Linked DNA regions of Homo sapiens: region 1 is linked to region 2. Evidence: read pairs that join two places in POLR2A ChIA-PET (ENCODE). Cell type or tissue: Panc1. All regions are shown on one strand. Each heading gives the region's core, and the rest is flanking DNA. Links, peaks and the distances in the headings are about the cores only.

The links. ChIA-PET counts read pairs that join two places held together with the same protein. Peaks named below come from ENCODE experiments on the same cell type or tissue, not always from the same donor. Only the 100,000 strongest peaks of a DNase experiment are listed, where the experiment ranks them.
Region 1: POLR2A ChIA-PET joins it to region 2 with 7 read pairs; 2 of 35 experiments call an interaction of 5 or more read pairs at or near these places.

What each region holds. Positions count from the first base shown.
Region 1 is chr17:48,206,592-48,217,934 of GRCh38, reverse strand. The region is part of intron 4 of SKAP1 (src kinase associated phosphoprotein 1); the gene reads left to right. It also overlaps the pseudogene LSM3P1. Among named protein-coding and RNA genes, the nearest start is that of MIR1203, 56 kb to the right of the region's middle. In Panc1, for the core only: no CTCF peak of the experiment used is centred there; no DNase peak of the experiment used is centred there.
Region 2 is chr17:48,012,044-48,021,602 of GRCh38, reverse strand. It overlaps LOC124904017 (a long non-coding RNA gene), which reads right to left. Exons shown (of 2, transcript XR_007065826.1): 2 at 9,363-9,510. Among named protein-coding and RNA genes, the nearest start is that of MIR10226, 16 kb to the left of the region's middle. RefSeq lists enhancers at 3,800-3,899, 5,577-6,076, 6,077-6,578 and a silencer at 9,092-9,141. In Panc1, for the core only: no CTCF peak of the experiment used is centred there; no DNase peak of the experiment used is centred there; H3K27ac peaks cover 339 bases.

The DNA of each region.
Region 1 (11,343 bases), core at 7,344-11,343, 190 kb before region 2:
GTAATTGGTGCACCTATGGCTTTTCAAGATGTTCCTATGCTGTGACCCTCTGTTTCACATAATGTAGCCTTTTAATTTATTTCCAATAGCTTCCCAGTCAGTCAGCACTGGCATCCTTTTTCAAACCTCAAATCATGGTCTGATAATCCATTTTGGTGCCTTTATTAGCCTCAAAGGTAGTTTGAGCTGTTAAAATTTTTTTTTAACAAATTTCTTTTGGATAAGAGATATTGCAGTGGACTCCATATAATTTTTACCTTTACCTAACCTTTTCTTATTTATTTATTTAGAGACAATATCTTCCTCTGTCACCCAAGCTGGAGTGCAGTGGCACAATCTCAGCCCACTGCAGTCTCGACCTCTTGGCTCAAGCTATCCTCTCACCTCAGCCTCCCGAGCAGCTGGGACTACAGGTGCACACCACCAGGCCAGGCTAATTTTTGTGTATTTTGTAGAAATGGGGTTTTGCCCTGTTGCCCAGGCTGGTCTCAAACACCTGAGCTCAAGCAATCCACCCATCTCGGTCTCCTGCAGTTTTTATCTGGCACCATTGCAGCTGATCCCATCTTGACAGCAATCCTACTGGAAATCTATTCAGAAACCCCTCTTCTGTTCATCTTTGCATCATCCTGTCTGGGAGATAAAGTTACCCAGGAGACCACTGAGAGGGCAGGTCTCACTCTTTTTTCTTTTTGCTTGCTTTCTATTGATTGTCCCTAGAAGAAAGGTAACTGATTTAAGGGGCCTGAAAATGATTTGGACAGACTATAAAGAAAATAAAAATGAGATCAGTATGAAGAAGTCAATACCACACACCTTTTTCAAATTTGACAAAAACATTTAAGTTCTGAAATATTTCAGGTAAAAAAATAAAATATGTGATAAGAGAGAGGCTTACCTGAGATGTACTTTAGGAAATCTGGACTTCACTTCTTTCTTATATTCCCCCTTTTCACTCTCAACACATGAAACGCTGAAAATGGAATTTTTGCTTCTTGTATTAGAAGAATTCAACATTTAAATTTCTTAGAAAGTTTTGAATCTGATACTTATAATATTTGCCAATCTGTCCATGAAAGAACATGCATTCTAGAGAATGTCTGACAAAAGAGAGGGCAAAATTTTATCTCTTATGAATATTCAGGCCAGGTGCAGTGGCTCACACCTGTAATCCCAGCACTTTGGGAGGCCGAGGTGGTTGAATCGCTTGAGCTCAGGAGTTCGAGACTAGCCTAGATAACATGGCGAAACCCTGTCTCTACAAAAAATACAAAAATTAGCCTGGCATGATGGTGTGCACCTGTAGTCGCAGCTACTCTGGAGGCTGAGGTGAGAGGATCCCTTGATCCCAGGAGGTGGAGGTTTCAGTGAGCTGAGATTGTACCACTGTACTCCAGCCTGAGCAACAGAGTGAGACCCTGTCTCAAAAAAAAAAAAAAAGTATATTCACAGTATTGGGTGCTTGTGCAAAGTGGACATAGGGTACTTAGTTCTTAAGACTTATCAGCAATATGTTATTTCAATTTCATAAGCAAGTAAGATAAATAGTGGCTTTGCAGTTATCACACACTCTATCAATGGGATGTTGTCAAGATAGAATCTCAGTTGTAAGCTCTCTATTCAGAGTCTTGTCTATAAAGTTGTATTGCTTCTATAACTCAAACAAGATCAAGTTGTAGCTGGCACCATTTTCCTCAGAGTAGGAAAGATATAACTGACTCCTGTTTAAGAAATGTCAAAAGTCACCGGAATTCATACTGCCAAGAACAACATGTGTGTGACATGTTGCTAAGCTTCCCTCTGCAGGTTTCCCCTCTGTGTCAGTGGTATGAACCCAGCAGCTCAGAATGAGGTAATTTCACAAAGGTGGGCATGTTGAACCCTTATGGCATCCTTCAGATAATGCATAGGTCAGAGATGGAATAAACAAAGCAATATGCTGAAAGCCAGCTGTTTAAGTGAGGAGGAACAGGCCTGGGAGTAAAGGGCTACATGGAGGATTGCAGTTAGGCTCAGGGGCTCTCCTGAAAGGTGAGCTTGCCCTGTTGGTGCTTATCTTACACAGTGAAAGGAAAGGAGGAAAACTGTCTCCAATTAGAACCAGGGAGAGCTGGTGATGCTGGGGCTGCCTCTATCTAAACCCTGATCTCATACTGCTTCCCTGTGGAGAATTATCTGAACTGCAGCTTCCCTCTGTGGGCCCCTGCCTGTCATGTCCATCCAGTGTGGTCTCGAGCCTGGACTTGGTATCATCCAACAGCAGGAAAAAAAAAAATTTCTGTTAAGAACCTTAGCAAAAAGAATGGGGAGGCCATGAGAAAATGGTCTTCTCCTGAGTCCAGAGTCATATCTCACAACAGGCTGATCTGACACGTCTGCATCCTCACCCTTCCCTTTTTACATACCTTTTTAAAAAGCCCAAAGCCTCCGTCTGCCCAATGGTGTTCCTTCGGTTCTGCTTTCGCAGATATATGTTGTGGCTTGCACCCTGGGGAATTCCAAATCAATTGTTAAAATTCCCTACTATTTCCCTGAATATTTTTCACAAAAGCCAAATCACAAGGCTATGGCCAACATAGAGGTTTCCACTTTTATCTTTTTATAATTATTATCACAGCTTTCTGCTTGTCTTCCTCCATACCCACCCAAGGAAGTGTAGACATAGGCATTAACAAGAATACCCCTACCCTTCAGCTACCCTTCTTCAGAGGGCATTAGGGCAATAAAACACATTTTAGATATAGATCTATAGCTGACTATTTCATTATGATATAAAAACAGTACTGTAGGAACATTACAGTTAGTATGGTGGTTCAATTTTTTTATTTCTCTATAATTTAAAAACCAGAGGCCAGGTGCAGTGACTCACACCTGTAATCCCAGCACTTGGAGAGGCTGAGGCAGGAGGATTGCTTGAACCCAGGAGTTCGAGACCAGCCTGACCAACATAGTGGAATGCCATCTGTTTATTTTATTTTATTTTATTTTATTTTATTTTATTTTACTTTATTTTGAGACAGAGTCTCACTCTGTCACCCAGGCTGGAGTGCAGCGGCGCAATCTCAGCTCACTGCAACCTCCGCCTCCCAGGTTTAAGCAATTCTCCTGCCTCAGCCTCCCAAGTAGCTGGGACTACAGGCACGCACCACTATGCCTGGCTAATTTTTGTATTTTTAGTAGAGTCAGGGTTTCACCATGTTGGCCAGGCTGGTCTCGAACTCCTGACCTCCAGTGATCTGCCTGCCTCAGCCTCCCAAAATGCTGGGATTACAGGTGTGAGCCCAGCCTCTAATTTTAGAAAAAGAGAAAAAAAAAAAAAGGAACTGGAGAAAGTTCAGCTTCTCTTAATTAAGAAACAATCAGGCCCAGTGCAATGGCCTATGCCTGTAATTCCAGCACTTGGGAGGCCAAGGTGGGTAGATTGCTTGAACCCAAGAGTTTGAGACCAGCCTGGGCAACATGGCAAAATCCCATCTCTACAAAAAATTAAAGAAGAAGAAACAATCAGAAGCTAATAGGAAGCTGTAATTAAAGTTTGATATGTTTTAGAGGAGATGAAGAAGAAGGCAATACATCCTTTGGGCTGGTCAGTGGTATTTTCTAGTGAATATTCAGAATCAGAAAGTATAAAGGAAGCTGAGGCTGTAATTCACATTCCAGAGAGAACCTGTGATCCTTTCTGTTCCTCTCCTCTCTGCCTCTGTTGAAGGCTCGAGGGTGAAAGCTGTAAGTTGAAGAGGACAAGCCATCAACAGAGGGTGACTTATGATGAGAAATGAAAATATTTGGATTAGCTATAATACTAAGCCAGTGATATTTACAAATTATTAAACTGCCATCCTCACATCAAACGCTTTTTATTTTATGAAATGCTAAGCTGTACTTTTAGTTTGTTTCAAACTGTCAGGGCCATTATTTGATGTCCCTCTTTGTTTATCTTAATTAAGATGTAGAATCAATCATTTTTACTTTCTCTCTCCAAGAGCAGCAGTTGGCTCAGAGTCAGGATGAGGTCTGGCCACCCTTGAGTGCTGTGCAGGTGCTGAGCCGTGTTTGTTCACAGAGGGATAAAAAACACATTTGTTCTCCAGGTTGTGTGGATAGACTGACAGATTTTGATAAGAGGGAAAAAAGTCTTCCTCTGTGGTGAGAAATAACATTTCTATCTAGAATAAGTGAAAACAGTGGCAAATATCATTCCTGTTATGGAGATGATTTTCCTCAACACATAGTGACAACTCAGCTGGGGGTGGGAAACACCAAGGTAGGTTGGAAATAGGAGGCAGAATGTGGTGACCCAGATCAGCAAGAAGCAGAAGACGGAGAGCCCTAAACCTTGTCCTGTGAATATGACAGTTGTTCTTGCCACACTAGCTTTCTTTTCCATTCCTGATGCCACAGTTCAATCTCCAAGCTGCTAGGTCATAGTCTCCTGAAAGTAGAATGGCTTATTGTTGGAGAGACCATTTCATATCCAAACTACTTATGTTCCTCTTTGCATAGAGGTACTTCTGGCCCATCAACTCTGTATAAGGGCCTTTGCAGGGCGTTTACAACAGTACAGCTTTTTTTTTTTTTTTTTTTGAGACAGAGTTTTGCTCTTGTTGCCCAGGCTGGAGTGCAATGGTGTGATCTCGGCTCACTGCAACCTCCGTGGTGTTCAAGCACGGGTTCAAGCGATTCTCCTACCTCAGCCTCCCAAGTAGCTGAAATTAAAGGCACCTGCCACCACACCCGGCTAATTTTTGTATATTTAGTAGAGATGGGGTTTCTCCATGTTTGTCAGGCTGGTCTCGAGCTCCTGACCTCAGGTGATCCACACGCCTCAGCCTCCCAAAGTGCTGGGATTACAGGCATGAGCCACTGAGCCCGGCCAACAGTACAGCTTAATTCTGCTGAGGCACCCACTCTTTCCTACTCAGCCCCCCATTTTAAGAAGCATGCATCCCCTCAGAATAACTAGCCAGGGGTAGAGAAGCAGTCAACTAGACATGGAACAGAACTGAATTCTGCACGCCAATCAACCCACTTGGGATAAAGCCTTGTCTCCTTAGCACCAGGTCACCTTCGTCTCCTTAGCACCATGTTTCTCTATCTAACTGAGGTAAATAGCCATACGATTCAATGAGCTGGACAAATGAGAAACACAAAGAAAGGAAACAAGTCTATTGCATGATTTAGGGAGATCAGATTGGAAAAGATACAGTGCTTTACTTTTAAAATCATCCTAGTCAGTGAAGCAATCCAAACATTGCCATAGACTTAAACAGATTATTTGTATTTTATACCACATGCATCTAGAACAGCATTATCTGTAACCCTCAAGCACTTGGAGCCCTAGAGTTAGGGAAAAGTATACCTTTTCATTGATCAGAATCTTTTTAAGCACATCTAAGCAAATTTGGGTGTGAAATTAGTACTAACATTTCTCCTACTTTTTGTGAGCACTAACAGCTAGCGCACACTCCAGTGGTCTTATATGTTGTTCTGCTCCTGACAGTGTTATAGAAGTTAACTTCAGGAACTTGGACAAGAAGGCCTGTATTCCAGTCCTTCCTTAGGCAAGAGGTGGACTTTTGAATCACATAATTCCAAGAGGAAACATAACCTTTCAAAAGATAAACCAACACTTCATTTATTTGAGGCCTCTGTTATGATTCTTGGACCACAGATAACTACTTTGAACAAATTCTCACTCTTCATTAGTGGAAAACACTTTCCTCTAATCGCCACGAATTACCCAACACCTGGAATTAAGCAGTCTTCTCTTACCATACTCATTTTCTTTCTTTCCAGTGGGATATTCTAGGTTCATAAGGTGACTGCCAATACTTATTTAGCTGTGTGCAGTATTACTGGTGTAGCTGAGACTGCTAGCTAGCCCCCAGTTCTGGGTTCGTGGCTGCCCAGAACAACTCCCTGCCTCCACGGCAACTAGATTTGACCACGTGATTTAACTTCTGGTTAGTGGAATGTGTAAGTAATGTGTCAACTTTTTAGGGCCACACACAAGTGTCCTTAAGCAGGTAGAGGGATGGTGGTGCTGTCTGTGTTGCCCCTTTCCTCCTTCCTGCTGGCTGGAACTGGAGCCAGTTTGGACCATGACGAACAAATGACATACTTTATAAAGATAGAAAGAGCCTGAAGAGGAAAGGGCGAAGGGTTTGAAACATGGTGGACGACATAAACCAGCAACAAACTACCAACACCATAGAGGAGCCCCTTGATTTCATCAGGCTCAGCCTGGATAAATGAATTTATGGATAAATGAGAGATTACCAGGAGCTTCTAGGCAGATTACATGCTTATGATCTACATTTAAATATGTTATTGGGAGATGTGGAAGAAACTGTGACTACTACAGAAATTGAGGAAGAAGCCATCATATATAAGAGATATATAAATCAGCGAAACAGAATATTCGAATGCTGTTTTTCCCAGAAGATGTTTTGTCCTGGTTGTCCCTCCGTTGAGAGTTGGCTGAAACAATTTATCCCATATGGAAAATAGGAGATTTTGTACAGGTACCTCTTTAAATGTTCAGGACATTCAAAAGAGAAACCAGCAAACATTTTGATATTAAGAAATTCTCCCACTCCTGAAATGAATTGATTTGCAGACAACTCATAACTTCTATTAAAAAAAAATTTTTTTTAATAGAGGTGGGGTCTCACTGTGCTGCCCAGCCTGGTCTCAAACTCCTGGGCTTAAGCCATCCTCCCACCTTGGCCCTCCAAAGTGCTGGGATTACAAGCATGAGCCACTGCACCCAGCCCAGATAATTCATAACTTCTTAAGCTAAATGGCATTTTTATTTTTCTCCAACCCTTCTAATAAATGTGATCACCAAGATGCAAAACTCTTTTTCAGGAAAAAAAAGAGGAGCATGAAGTGCCCTCCCATTCCTGGGGTGCCTCCCCCCAGTCTTTTTATACATGAGGGACAAATTACCTTCTATTTTGTTAAGGCCTCTATTATTTGGGGCTTTCCGTCACACTGGCTAAACTAATCCTAATGATACATCTGGTAAGGACTTCCTTTGGAGGGTAGCCGAGGACAAACCGAGCAGGGTAACACTCGGGAGGAGACTATGAGGAATAGAATGGGAAAGATACCACAGTGATGAAATGACTACAAGTGGCCTCCTCAGCCATGGAAACGATTAAAGCCAGAGTTATATTAGCACAGATAATAATTTCTTTAGTATTTCTTAAATGGTGTTATGCAGAAGTCCTAACTTTTATTGGTTGATTAATGTAGTTTATTCTAGTCTTGGTAATAATGATCCTGGGTAGTTTGTTAAAATTGCTGTGAGTACAAGTTGTCTTGGCTCTTTTCCAGGTCACCTTTGGTTACTTTGGTGCCTATAGCACTTCTCTTGCCCCTCGTGCTTGTTCTGATACTCACTGTCCAGGCCCTCCACCTGGGGGCCTCCCTGGGCCCACCTCACCAAGGCCCTCCAGCAAGCCATCAGGATGATAAGGACCTAACATACAAATCTACTCTGAGGCTGTGGTTCTTAGCCCTAGGTGAGCATCAGAACTACTCATAGAACTTTGTAAAAATAAACATGCCTCAGCCCCACTCCAGATAATCCTGAATCAGTATATCTGGGGTGCAGTTCAGGTATCTACACTTTTTTAAAAAGTAGACAGGTGATTCCGATGTGCAGCCAGAGTTACGAACCACGGCTCCAAGGTGTCGATGACTGATAATGGCTCCGTATAACAGTGCCAGCCACACACACGTGACCTCATGGATAAGCGTCGCTACCTGACATCTGTCAGTTATCTACCTCTACTCAGTGGTCTACCGCATAGGTACAGACAGCTGTGCCTTATCCCTAGGAGAGCTGGAGCTCTGTGCCTCCTCCTCCCAGTGATTTCTGATGTACTAGCTTGTTACCACACTGTGGATGAGAATATCTCGATTAATGTGCTACCTCTCCCAGAGGCATTTGTAGTTCAACAGGGAATAATGCTTTAATCTAAGGGAATGGGCCCCAAATGATGGAATTTCAGGAATTACAGAAGTCAGTTGAAAAGATATTTTGGAAGAGGGGCCCTTTTCCAGTTAACTTAAACACACACCATTTAAGCAGCACCAATTCTACTTATAAAACAACAACAACAAAACAACCGGGCCTGATTCAGAAGATGTTTTAGACTTCTGAGGGGAAAAGTATCTATTTCTTCATCTTCCTTCACCTGCTGTTTGAAATCACCTTCAGCCCTCACACTTTCTCTTACCTCTAGAGAAGCAGTGCTGTTTGCCCCTAATTCAGCCATAGTTAAATGGCAAGAGAGCTCATGTTAAGAGAGCACATTACACTCTTCTGAATATCCTTTCATACATGGAATCCAACCTTAGAACACAGAGCAAAGAGTCATTTAGTGATCATTCCCCTGTTACAGCACAGGCACAGTCAGTCTAATCAATATTTTCATGTATCTGGCCAGCTTTTACAAACCTGGGGTAATTAAGATTCTACAATGTCTTAGGTAATCCTTAATATTTCACTGGCTTTTCTTCTCAACTATTTTGTTTCTTATTACTTTTATCCTATCCTTCCAGACTCTGTAAATACAAACCTAATAGGACTATTATAAAAACCAAGTTAAATAGGAGGTTTGACAGTGCTCTAAAAAATTTTAAAGCCCCACATAAATGTATAATAATGTTTCTATAATAAGGACTGTATTCTTTGTGTAGCAGTACTTAAGTTTTTGATGGAAAGAGGAGGAGGAAAGACTGAGATGTAGACAGACTAATGCTAAGGATTGCCATGATAATTCCTTCTGTTCCTGCCTTGTCCACTTACTAACTAGGAGGCTTGAGCAAGTCACTTTAATTTCTCCATCAAGAGAAAAATGGTCATTTTTCTTATTATAGAAAATTACTCATATTATAGAGGTAGTGGTGAGGATTAATGAATCAAGGTATATTAGGAGAAGTAAGCATCCATAGATTTTGTAAATTCTGCAGAAAGAATCTGGAAGGGAGATTTAGATACAGGCCCAAGTCCTAGCTAGACATGGAACCCTGGCATCCAGACACTTGCCTCTCACTTCTAATTATTAGCACACTCCCTCTGCTAAATAGGATTAAAGGAAGAGCTTTTGTTCTTGTCCATTACAAAAACACATTGAATTGTCTATGGTGATTTTGTAACTGTCAAAGATTTGTTGCCCTGGAAATAAGGATTTGTAATAAGAGTGTTATCACACCTTTGTTGGTGTAAACTGTTCACTAGGAATAGTCAAAGAGATAAATGAAATATAAACAGGACAATGGGCTAAGTGCAGCCTCCCCTAATTGTTTATTTTCTTTCCAAACTGGCAAGAAGTTGTTGGAGTTTCATACTTCATTTTATATACAAATTGAGGTCCTGGGGGAGAGTATCCTTCATGTGAACAGCTCTCCCAGTTACAGGAGAAAACTGAGTAACAGTAAAACCCTCGGGGACATCATTTAATATTTCCAGCATTTCACATGAGCTACTGACACTTGGGTCTTCAAGGGGAAAGCTGATTTATACCTTCAGTCGTTAGACAATGTAAAGGTGAGGTCAGGCATAGGCATCCTTCATCCCTTTCCCCGGTGCTCACAGGTCCCTTGGGCAAGGTGGAATCAAAGCATTTCAAATGGTAGAGGTCACAGGAGTGACATGGTAAGAGGTAAGAGAGCACAGCCTCCTTCCTCTACCAGTGGGTCTAACGCCCATATATCTTCATATTGCCGTTGTTTCCACTTGAAAAATTACATGCAGTTGGTTTTACTTTTCCTTCCTTCCTATTCTGAAAACACGATTTCCACTCCCAATCTAAAGTATAATTTATGTCAAGACTAATGATTATGTGTTTCTGATTATTTTTTAAAAAGGTGAAACCTTTAACATAAATGCAAGACAACAGGTGTCCTGTTTTATAGCCTTGTACTTTTCCAACCCTATAAATTAAAATCATGTCTGTGCTGTCTCTGTCTTTGCACTGATCTGAAGTCATTCTAGGACATTCTAGGAATTCTGTGCTCTCTGGCACAAAACCTCCCACGTGGAAGGTTCCAGATAAATTTTTCTTGATTTGATTTGATCTACAGGTACTTGATCAAATTCTGGTCATGCCCAGTAATACAATAATACTTTGTAAATTGCAACCCAAGTTTATACCCTGGGCTTCTGACCCCAAATTTCATAATGGGATTCCATACCTTTTATTCCTTATGAAATAAAACAGCTCTCCAGTGGAAAGAGACCTCCTGCTTTTGTGGGTCCCCTTGCAATGTAGGAAGAGCTAAGGCAAATTAGACGTATGGTATAAAGTACAATATTAGAATTGTAAATGAGTCTTAAAATTACATACAGACTACAGATTATTAAAGTATTCTTAAGACAATATCTAATTCAAATATAACTTTATGTAAATTTTTTTTCTTTTTTTTTTTTTTTTTGAGACAGAGTCTTCCTCTGTTGCCCAGACTGGAGTGTAGTGGCGCAATCTCAGCTCACTGCAACATCTGCCTCCCAGGCTCAAGCAATTCTTGTGCCTCAGCCTCCTGAGTAGCTGGGATTACAAGCATGCATCACCACATCCAGCTAATTTTTGTATTTTTAGTAGAGATGGTTTCTGCATGTTGGCCAGAACTCCTGGTCTTGAACTCCTGGCCTCAAGTGATCTGCCTGCCTCGGCCTCCAAAGCGCTGGGATTACAGGCGTGAGTCACCATGCCCAACCTGTGCAAGTGGTTTTAATAGCATTGTTTCTCTTCATTCTACACTGGTTTCTTCTTTCTTTTCTGGATTCCTTTGCCACGTACCTTCATACCAAGCTTAGGAATTTTGTGTAATCAGCCACTCAGAATGGACATCATTATATAAATATGGAGACATGGCTGTACTGTGAAATGGTTGAAAAACTATTTTTAAAATTTTCTATTTTTATTTTTATCAAAATAATGTATGCATATAGTTCTTAAAAATCAAATAAAGCCAGGCACAATGGTGTGTACCTGTAGTCCCTTGGGAGGCTAAAGTGGGAAGATTACTTGAGCCCAGGAGTTTGAATTCAGCCTTGGCCACATAGCAAGACCCCATTTCCAAAAAAATTTTTTTTAATCAAATAATACTACAAGCAGTCACCCTGGAGTTCTGCTTTCCAGAGGCAACCCCTTTCCATTTTTTAAAAATTAACTTTTTCATCCATTCTGATGTGTCTCTTCCACACTTCTAAATAATATGATTAGACAGCTATTTTTTTAGTTTATCAATTTCAGACATTACCTATTGATTTTATATTATGATAGGGGAGGAGTCAGCATTCCTATTCCATCCCAGCCATCAATTCCC
Region 2 (9,559 bases), core at 4,981-8,980:
TTCTAGATAGGTTGCAACTGGGTCGCAGTGAGCAATGAATGCCATGCTGAAGAATGACTGCTATTTATTGAGTTTGCTACTATATACACCTTAAAATTACCATTGTCCTCAAAACAACCTAACAAAGTAGGTATTGATAGGCTCGCTGCAGCCTCAACCTCCGGGGCTCAAGCTATCCTCTTACCTCAGTCCCCCGAGTAGCTGGGACCACAGGCATGTACCACCACACCCAGCTAATTTTTAAAAATTTTTTAATAGACACGAGGTCTCACCATGTTGCCCAGGCTGGTCTCAAACTCCTGAGCTCAAGCGATCTGTCCACTTTGGCCTCCCAAAGTGTTGGGTATACCGCGCCTGGCCCGTTAGCCTTCTTTTTACAAATGAGAGAGCTGAGAGTCTGAGAGACTGAATAACTTGCCTCAGAGCTCATAGGTGGGATTTAAACCCATTCTGGTCTGACTCCATTGCTGGCTCTTCTTTACCCCAACCACAGAGCTAAAGAACTTGGCTTGTGGCCAGTCGCCATGGCTCACACCTGTAATCCCAGTACTTTGGGAGGACAAGGTGGGTGGATCACCTGAGATCGAGACCAGCCCGACCAACATGGAGAAACCCTGTCTCTACTAAAAATACAAAATTAGCAGGGTGTGGTGGTGCATGCCTGTAATCCCAGCTACTCGGGAGGCTGAGGCAGGAGAATCGCTTGAACCCAGGAGGCAGAGGTTTCGGTGAGCCAAGATCGTGCCATTACACTTCAGCCTGGGCAACAAGAACGAAACTCCATCTCAAAAAAACAAAACAAAACAAAACAAAAAGTCAGTAAAGAACTTGGCCTGTGTTCTGAAGGTAATAGGGAACCACTGAAGATTTTCAAGCTGTTAAGTGATATCAGCTCTATGTTTTGAGGGAGGAACTCTGCTAGCAACATGGAACCTGGGTTAAAGAAGAGAACAGGAATTCAGGGTCAATTTATGACCCCCAAAACGAAATATTTTCATTACAGTCACTTCTCATTCTTGATCTAAAACAGTACCACCCAGCTTGATTGCTGATCTTACTCACCAAGCAGCTTGCAAAAATCAAGTCCACTCTCAGAATTTGAAGAGTTGGTGCTTGAATTAATTCAGATAATTGCAGGCAATCATTCCAAAAAAGGCCCTCCAAAAGGACCATTTTGTCAGGGACAATGATCTGAATATTTAGGTTCTGAAAAGTATGTTTAAAAATAACAAGTCGGCCGGGCACGGTGGCTCATGCCTGTGATCCCAGCACTTTGGGAGGCCAAGGCAGGTGGATCACAAGGTCAGGAGTTCAAGACCAGCCTGGCCAAGATGGTGAAACCCCCGTCTCTACTAAAAATACAAAAAAAAAAAAAAAAAAAATTAGCCAGGCATGGTGGCAGGTGCCTGTAATTCCAGCTACTCGGGAGGCTGAGGCAGGAGAATTGCTTGAACCCGGGAGGTGGAGGTTTCAGTGAGCTGAGATTGCACCATTGCACTCCAGCCTGGGCAACAAGAGCGAAACTCCGTCTCAAAAAAACAAAAAACAAACAAACAAAAAAAAACACAAGTCTACTTTATATCTTATATATTTAGTGCCCTCTTATCACTCTCACGTACCCCACTCTGAAAATAGACACATACACTTCAAATGAAAGAAAAAGAAGTAGCAAGAGGGATCTGATTCCATTTGACCAGATCCACAATTTCTCTTTGTCTAGACATCTGATTTTTTTTTTTTTTTTTTGAGACTGGGTCTTGCTCTGTCACCCAGCCTGGAGTGCAGTGGCATGAATACGGTTCACTGCAGCCTTGATTTCCTGGGGAGAAGTGATCCTCCTACTTCAGCTTCCCATGTAGCTTGGACTATAGGTGCACACCACGACACCTTGCTTTTTTTTTTTTTGCTTTTTTTTTTTTGGTAGGGAGATGGGGGTCTCACTTTGTTGTCCAGGCTGTTCTCAAACTCCTGGGCTCAAGTGATCCTCCTGCCTCAGCCTCCCAAAGTGCTGGGATTACAGGATTGAGCCGCCATGCCTAGCCTTTTTTTTTTTTCCTAAGGGACAGAGTTTTGCTCTGTCGCCTAGGTTGGAGTACAGTGGCGTGATCATGGCTCACTGCAGCCTCAACCTCCAGGTAGCTGGGACTACAGGCACATGCCACCACACCCGGCTAATTTTTTGTTTATTGTAGAGACAGGATTTTGCCATGTTGCCCAGGCTGGTCTTGAACTCCTGGACTCAAGCGATCCACCCAAGTCAGCCTCCCAAAGTGCTGGGATTACAGGCATGAGCCATCACAGCCAATCCAGACACCTGATTTTTAAGAGATTGAAAATATGTGTTTTACTCTCATGGCTGCCAGTGAGCCCTCATCTGAAACAAACAAACAAATAAACTTGAGGATAGAAGAAAACTCTGGAAGTGATGAGGCTATAACCTTGCTTCCAGACAACAGCTTCTTAGTGAGTGACAGGGTGTTCTGGGGTGGGGATATATGGGGTGAGTAGGTGAGGACTCAGGTTCTGGGTGGAATGATTGGAAGACTGGTTTCAGCTGCTTACCATTCCTAGCAGCCTTGTGTTTGGAAGGTTGGAGGGCTCTTGGAACATCCTCTCCTAAGAGATGGCTGGAAAAGTCCAGAATTAATTTATCTTGGGGAAACAGGTAAGATAAAAACTTCTGGAATCGGCCGGGCGTGGTGGCTCACACCTGTAATCCCAGCACTTTGGGAGGCCGAGGTGGGCAGATCACGAGGTCAGAAGTTTGAGACAAGCCTGACCAACATGGTGAAACCCCGTCTCTACTAAAAATACAAAAATTAGCTGGGCATAGTGACGTGCGCCTCTGGTCCCAGCTACTCAGAGGCTGAGGCAGGAGAATCGCTTGAACCCGGGAGATGGAAGTTGCAGTGAGCCAAGATCGCACCACTGCACTCCAGCCCTGGGTGACAGAGCGAGACTCCATCTCAAACAAACAAACAAACAAAACTTCTGGGACCCAAAGTCCCCCAAAATCTCAGTGTTCTCCAGATGGCAGCAAGAAGAAGTAGCTCTCACAGGTTTGCCCAGAAGATGGTGCTGTAAGACAAGCCCCTCTTTCATCCTTAGCCTGGCCGGGATCAGTGACGGGACTATGAAAAGGCTTGCAGGAACCAGACCTAGAGGGCATCTCTACTCTCTATTGGGCAGGAGTTATCTCACAGTGCTGAGCATTGCAGTCCATTCCTAGATACTCCCTAGACCACAGAGGAGAACCTTGGGGGTTCCCACATCAGAGCTGTGAGCACCTCCATGGGAACACGAAGGTGAGAGACCCTGGGCACCTGGGACAGCAATTGTCCTGAGAAAACAGGGCCTCTGATCAAGAAACACTGTCAAGAAATACAGACCTGGCTGGGCATGGTGTCTCGCTCCTGTAATCCCAGCACTTTGGGAGGCCGAGGTGGGCAGATCACTTTAGGTCAGGAGTTCGAGACCAACATGGCCAACATGGTGAAACCCTGTTTCTACTAAAAATACAAAAATTAGCTGGGCATGGTGACACATGCCTGTAATCCCAGCTACTCGGGAGGGTGAGGCAGGAGAATTGCTTGAACCCAAGAGATGGAGGTTGCAGTGAGCCGAGACTGCGCCACTGCACTACAGCCTGGGTGATGGAGTGAGACTCTGTCTCAAACAAACAAACAGAAAACAAATACAGACCTTTTCCTCCAACTCTGGAGATTTGGACCCATTCCCCAAGGTAGCTGGGAGGTTGAGGAAGGGGTCTGAGGGGCTTGGGCACTGACTGAAGTTTATACTCTAAGGTAGAAAAAAAAAAGTGGATCTTTCTGGGAGAGCAAGCTAGAGGCCTTCAGATTAGGAAAGTGAAACTCAAAGGTTGACTTACCCAATGTCACACAGCTAACAAGGGACAGAACTGAGACAAGAAAGAGGGTTTCCTGGAACCCTCTTACCTCTTCCTCTTTCTGCCCTGTGTTTTCTGCAGATCATGAGAATATAACGTTTATAAATAGAATTCCCTTGACAAGGAGTGCCTTCCTGGGCAGTAAGAAAAAATAGCAGGGCTCTTGACTCAAAACCCCAATGCACATTTTTCTTTGCATGCTTTTTTTTTTTTTAACAGTCTCACTCTATCACCCAGGCTAGTGTACAGTGGCACAGTCTCTGCTCACTGCAACCTCCACCTCCCAGGTTCAAGTAATTCTCCTGCCTCAGCCTCTTGAGTAGCTGGGATTACAGGCACCTGCCACCATGCCTGGTTAATTTTTGTATTTTTAGTAGAGACGGGGTTTCACCATGTTGCCCAGGCTGGTCTCGAACTCCTGAGCTCAAGCAATCTGCCCACCTCGGCCTCCCAAAGTGCTGGGAGCCACCATGGCTGGCTCCAATAGCGTTTTCTAATTTTTATTTTATTTATTTATTTATTTATTTATTTATTTATTTATTTATTTATTGAGACAGAATCTTGCTCTGTCGCCCAGGCTGGAGTAAGTGGCGCCATCCTGACTCACTGCTGCATGTGCCTCCTGGGTTCAAGTGATTCTCGTGCTTCAACCTCCCAAGTAGCTGGGACTAGAGGCACACAACACCATGCCCAGCTAATTTTTGTATTTTTAGTAGAGACAGGGTTTCACCATATTGGCCAGGCTAGTCTCAAACTCCTGACCTCAAGTGATCCTCCCGCCTTGGCCTCCCAAAGTGCTGGGATTACCGACATAAGCCACCACGCCCAGCACGTCTGTTTTTTAAATAATGAAATTAATAAGTGAGTCCCATCAGCTGCACTTCTTTTCTGAGGATAATTTATATACAAGACACAGAAAAGCTTCTTGCACAATGTTCTTTTAATAGGATTTATGTAAACTCACATTTGTCAGGATCCGTAAAAGTATTCTATTTCTTTCACACATGTAATTTTTTTGTACCTCTATCTCAGTGAAGGAGGCAGGCGTTGTCATTCCCACTTGTGAGGTGATTGAGGATGCTCTCGGGTGCTGGGAGCAGAAGCAATGCGGCCTGAACCCAGGTATGGATTTCATTTTGAAGAAAGGTCTCCTTGTAGGGCACTATCCTGGACCCAGTGGGCCTGCCCTTCCTATTTATTTCTTAGTGAAACCAGAAAGTTTGCTGGGGCCAGTATGATGGAGCATCGTGACTGACAAATGGCTGGGATTAGTCTAATGGGTAGGCAGCTGTATATGGAGGAAGGCGATGAGGGATCAGACCATTTCCCCAGATTCCAGTGGAAACTTTGCAGGCAGTAGCTAAATGAGTCAGAGAAGATAAGAAGACTGGAGTACCTTGCAGAACACTTCCCATACCCTCCCACCTCCAGCCCCAAGGAGGATTAGGATGCAGGGAGTCTGCAGATGAAACAGTTGTTTACAAAGGCTGGAGAAGCATGCCAGGAAACTAGTCCAGGGGCAGTTTCCAGGGCCTGAGATTGATACTACTCCATCTTGAAAACTGAAAAAAAAAAAAAAAAAAAAAAAAAAAAAAGTGTGACTCTTTAGTTCTGTACTCCCTTTAGTTCTGGGAGTGCATTTGGAGTTTCCTTTAAATTCTATGTGGATACAGGATGCTGAAGGAGGAGAATCACTTGAACCCCAGAGTCAGAGGTTGCAGTGAGATGAGATGATGCCACTGCTCTCCAGCCTGGGCGACAGAGTAAGACTGTTTCAAAAATAAAACAAAAGGCCAGGCGTGGTGGCTCACGCCTATAATCCCAGCACTTTGTGACTCCATCTCAAAAAAAAAATAATAAATAAATAAAATAAAATAAATTGTATGTGGATAAATTGAGGAGAGCTAAGGTGCAACACATGAGAAAGAGACAAGGGGTGGGGGTGGGCACAGTGGCTCACGCCTGTAATCCCACCACTTTGGGAGGCCAAGGCAGGTGGATCACCTGCGGTCAGGAGTTCACCAGCCTGGCCAACATGGTGAAACCTTGTCTCTACTAAAAATACAAAAATTAGCTAGGCATGGTGGCACACGCCTGTAGTCCCAGCTACTCCGGAGGCGGAGGCAGGATTGTTGCTTGAGCCCATGAGGCAGAGGTTGTAGCGAGCCGAGATCACGCCACTACACTCCAGCCTGGGCGACACAGTGAAACTCCAACTCAAAAAGAAAAAAAAAAGGGGGCGGGCGTGGGTGCTGGGAAGGCAAGAAGGAAATAGCAGAGGAGAGACAAGGGAACTCCTGGCTTGGGAAGGCTCTTGCCTGTCCCACCTCATGCAAGCATAAGCACTCCTGCCAAGACGGGGGCCCTCCGGAGGATGTCCAACTTAAAGCTCAGATCCTGGGCAGCAGCAATGGGGAGGGGATTGGGGTATCCCAGGGCAGATGGCCTTAAGGGACCTATTTGTAGAGGCAGAGGCCCAGAGGCTGTCATATGCAAGCTGCTTAGGGTCACAAGAGAAATCCGGAGCTTCCCTGATGACCATCTTTCTTCTCCTCCTCTTTCTGACTCTCTTCTTCCTTCCACTCTCCCTAAACCTGCTGAATCCCTTAGGCAGCTGGGATCAACATAAGCTAGAAACTGATGCGTATACAAGGGAAATCGGGAAGCCTAGAAACAGCAGAACCTGGGAGGGGTACCTGTGTACAGGGCAAATGAAGGGAGCCTGAAAACAGCTGAATCTGGGGAGATGGAACTGCCTAGTGAGAGAGCAAGGGGCTTCTGGAAACTGCTGAATCCAGGGAGGCCAATTTGTATACCGGGGAAATATGGGGGAACCTAGAAACAGCAGGATCTGGGGAGACAGTCGTGTACAGGGGGCAGACAGAGGGAGTAGCCTGAAAACAGTTGAATCTGGGGAGGAAGATTCGTGTGCAGAGGGAACAAGGGGAGACTGGAAACAGCACAATCTGGGGAGATAGGATAGTGTACAGTAGAAGCTAGGGTGGCCTGGAAACTGGGGCTCTCAGGGGATGAATCTGCTTTAAATTGCACGGGGGGGTGAGGGAGCCTGGGGAATCTGATGTGGCAGGCGCGAGCAGGGACACGGGCAAGCACAGGGGTGGAGTCAGGGTGCTGGTTGCATGGAAGGGGAACGCAATGGAACTCCCTGCCTTGTAGGTTTGAGTTAGACCCCTTGGCAGCCTCTTCTTGCAGACAGGGCAGGGTAAGGGAGTAGCTCTCCAATGGGGAGCCAGGATTTCACACGGCAAGAAGAGAAGGGCCTTTGTGTGCAGTTGCTGCCCTGGTCCTAAAATGAGCAAAGCCTGGAATTCCCTAGGGGAAACAGCCCAGGAGTTGGAGTGGGAGAGGATGAGGAGGTTGAAGGAGCTTCGGTCCCCTTGCCTGCCTTCTTCCCAACCCCTCTCTGACAGGGATAGGCCTCTTTCTCCCTTTCTACCGACCAGCCTGACCTCTCCCTTCAGCAGTTCCCTTCTGAGTGACAGACAGACAAAGACAGAGCTGTAGACCATTGACTGAAGGAGGCCCCACAAAAGTTCTCTCCCAACCCACCATCCCCCCATACCCTCCCCAGAGGCCCTGAGCCAGCCAGGGCCAACAGGAGCTGTCACTCTAGTGGAGCTGCCTTCAGGTAGGTGACAGGCCTTCAGGAGGCAGGGTGACTAGGGGCTGGGAAAGGCCTGAGATTTTTGGGATTCTGTCTGTGCCTCTTGGAAACCAGAGTTTCCCAGCCGGTTGCCTCTGAGAGAGGACTTGGAAACCAGAGTTTCCCAGCTGGTTGCCTCTGAGAGAGGAAAGAGGGCAGAACAGTGGCCACTATTGCAGAAATAAAAACCTGGTTCCACTATTTCTAGCTGTGGGATCTTGGCCAGTTGTCATTCCTCTCTGGATTTCAGTTTTTTCATCTGTAAAATGAAGGATCGGTCCAGATCTCTAAAGGCCCTTGCAGCTCTAGCATGAGGATTCTTAGTAGCCTCGGAGAGAGAGCTCAGCCTGGCATTTCTTCTTATTTGCTAATACGGCTCAGAACTTTCCGGCGAACATTGGAAGGAGGCTGGCATTTGGGATGTTGTGAGAGTGTTTAAGCAAGCTTTCCCTGGCATTGGTAACACTTCTGGAACATGAGTGTTTCTACTTTTCGTCACTCCAAAGGGTTCCTCCCCTTGAGCAAAATTATTTTTTACGCCAACCACCTCAGGCTTCCTGCCTTGTGATTTAGGCTGGAAGGTGGAATCTGAACCCAGAATCTCATCTTCCTGTCCCAAATCTGCCTTCTTCCCTGCCGGCCTCACTCCCAACCTCTCTGTGCTCTCTTGCCTCTGGCTTCTGTTATTACCTCGTTTCTCCTAAAGCCAGGGATGTTTATGCTTGGGATCTTATAGTGAAGCCTCAGAGTCTCAGGGAAAGGACCCTCCTCCCCTAACAGAAAGACAGCCAGGTACCCCAAGGCCCCGAGGCATCGCACTGCCCCTTGTTCATTACTAAGTCCGGAGAGGGTTCGCAGTGCATCCCTTGCAAGGCTGCCAGCCGGGGGTACATCTGAGACCACCTATAAAAAACCACCCTCAGCCTGGAAGCATGGAAAGCATAGTGTGTGTGTGATGTGGAGGGGGTCAAATAACCATGGGCCTAACTCAGGCCAGGCCTGAGTGGCTAGAGTACCAGACCTGTGCTTCTCCACTCCTCCCTTTAGTCTGAGAAACCACTGCGTTTAGCACAAGAAGCATGGCTTGGGCTGATGCTCTGATGGTTCCAGAAACCCTGCCCACCTCCAGGCTGTGCAGATGAAATCATTCCCAGCACTTACAGAACGGGAATGGAAGAGTCTTGTCCAGATGGAAGGGGAACTATGGTTGCCTGCCTTACCTCTCTTGGGGACCTCAGGTGACCTGCCTCAACATACCAAGGGGGAGGAGGAGGAGTCTTCAGGGGACAGTGCTGGGAGCTGGACTCCCGGGGTTCAATGTCACCAAAGATGGCCTGGGGACACAGAACCTCTTGCGAACCGCACTGGGTCCAGTCCTCCCTAAACACAGGCTGAGTGCGGGTCGTCTCTCCCCCACTCTGCCTTCCTGGGCACCGTCAGGGATGCGCGGGCAGTTCTCAATGAGTCCCAAGGCTGTGGGAGCTGAAGGGGTAGTGGGCCGGGCGGAGGAGGGAGGGGGGAGGGGGGAGGGGATCTGATTAGAATCCGGGCCGTATGGCGAACACTGCGGAGATGGAGGTAATCACTGAGCGGGCGAGACAGCGTGCTCGGCGACAGCAGGCGGCCCCGCCGTCGCCATGGCAACCGCGGCCTCCGGGGCGCGCGGCTAGGCGCAGCTCCGCGTCTGCGGCGGAACATCTGCTTTGCACAGGGCTGCTGGGAGCCAGGGGGCGCGGGCGCGGCTGCTCCCCCCACCCCGCGAAAAAGAAACAAATTAGGCCAACTGTCCAATGAGGGGCCGCAAATGTATTTATTAATGCGAGGGAAAGGTTGTTCCGGAGCGCAGTTTGATTAATGTTTGAGTCTTCAGCTTGTCAGTCTGGTTTTGTCTCCTGCAAAAGGGGAAAAGGGAGGGGTTGGGTGAGGGGCTGGTAGGGGACTGGGGAGGAGAGAGACAACAAAGCGGGAGGGGATGTTAATAGCCAAAT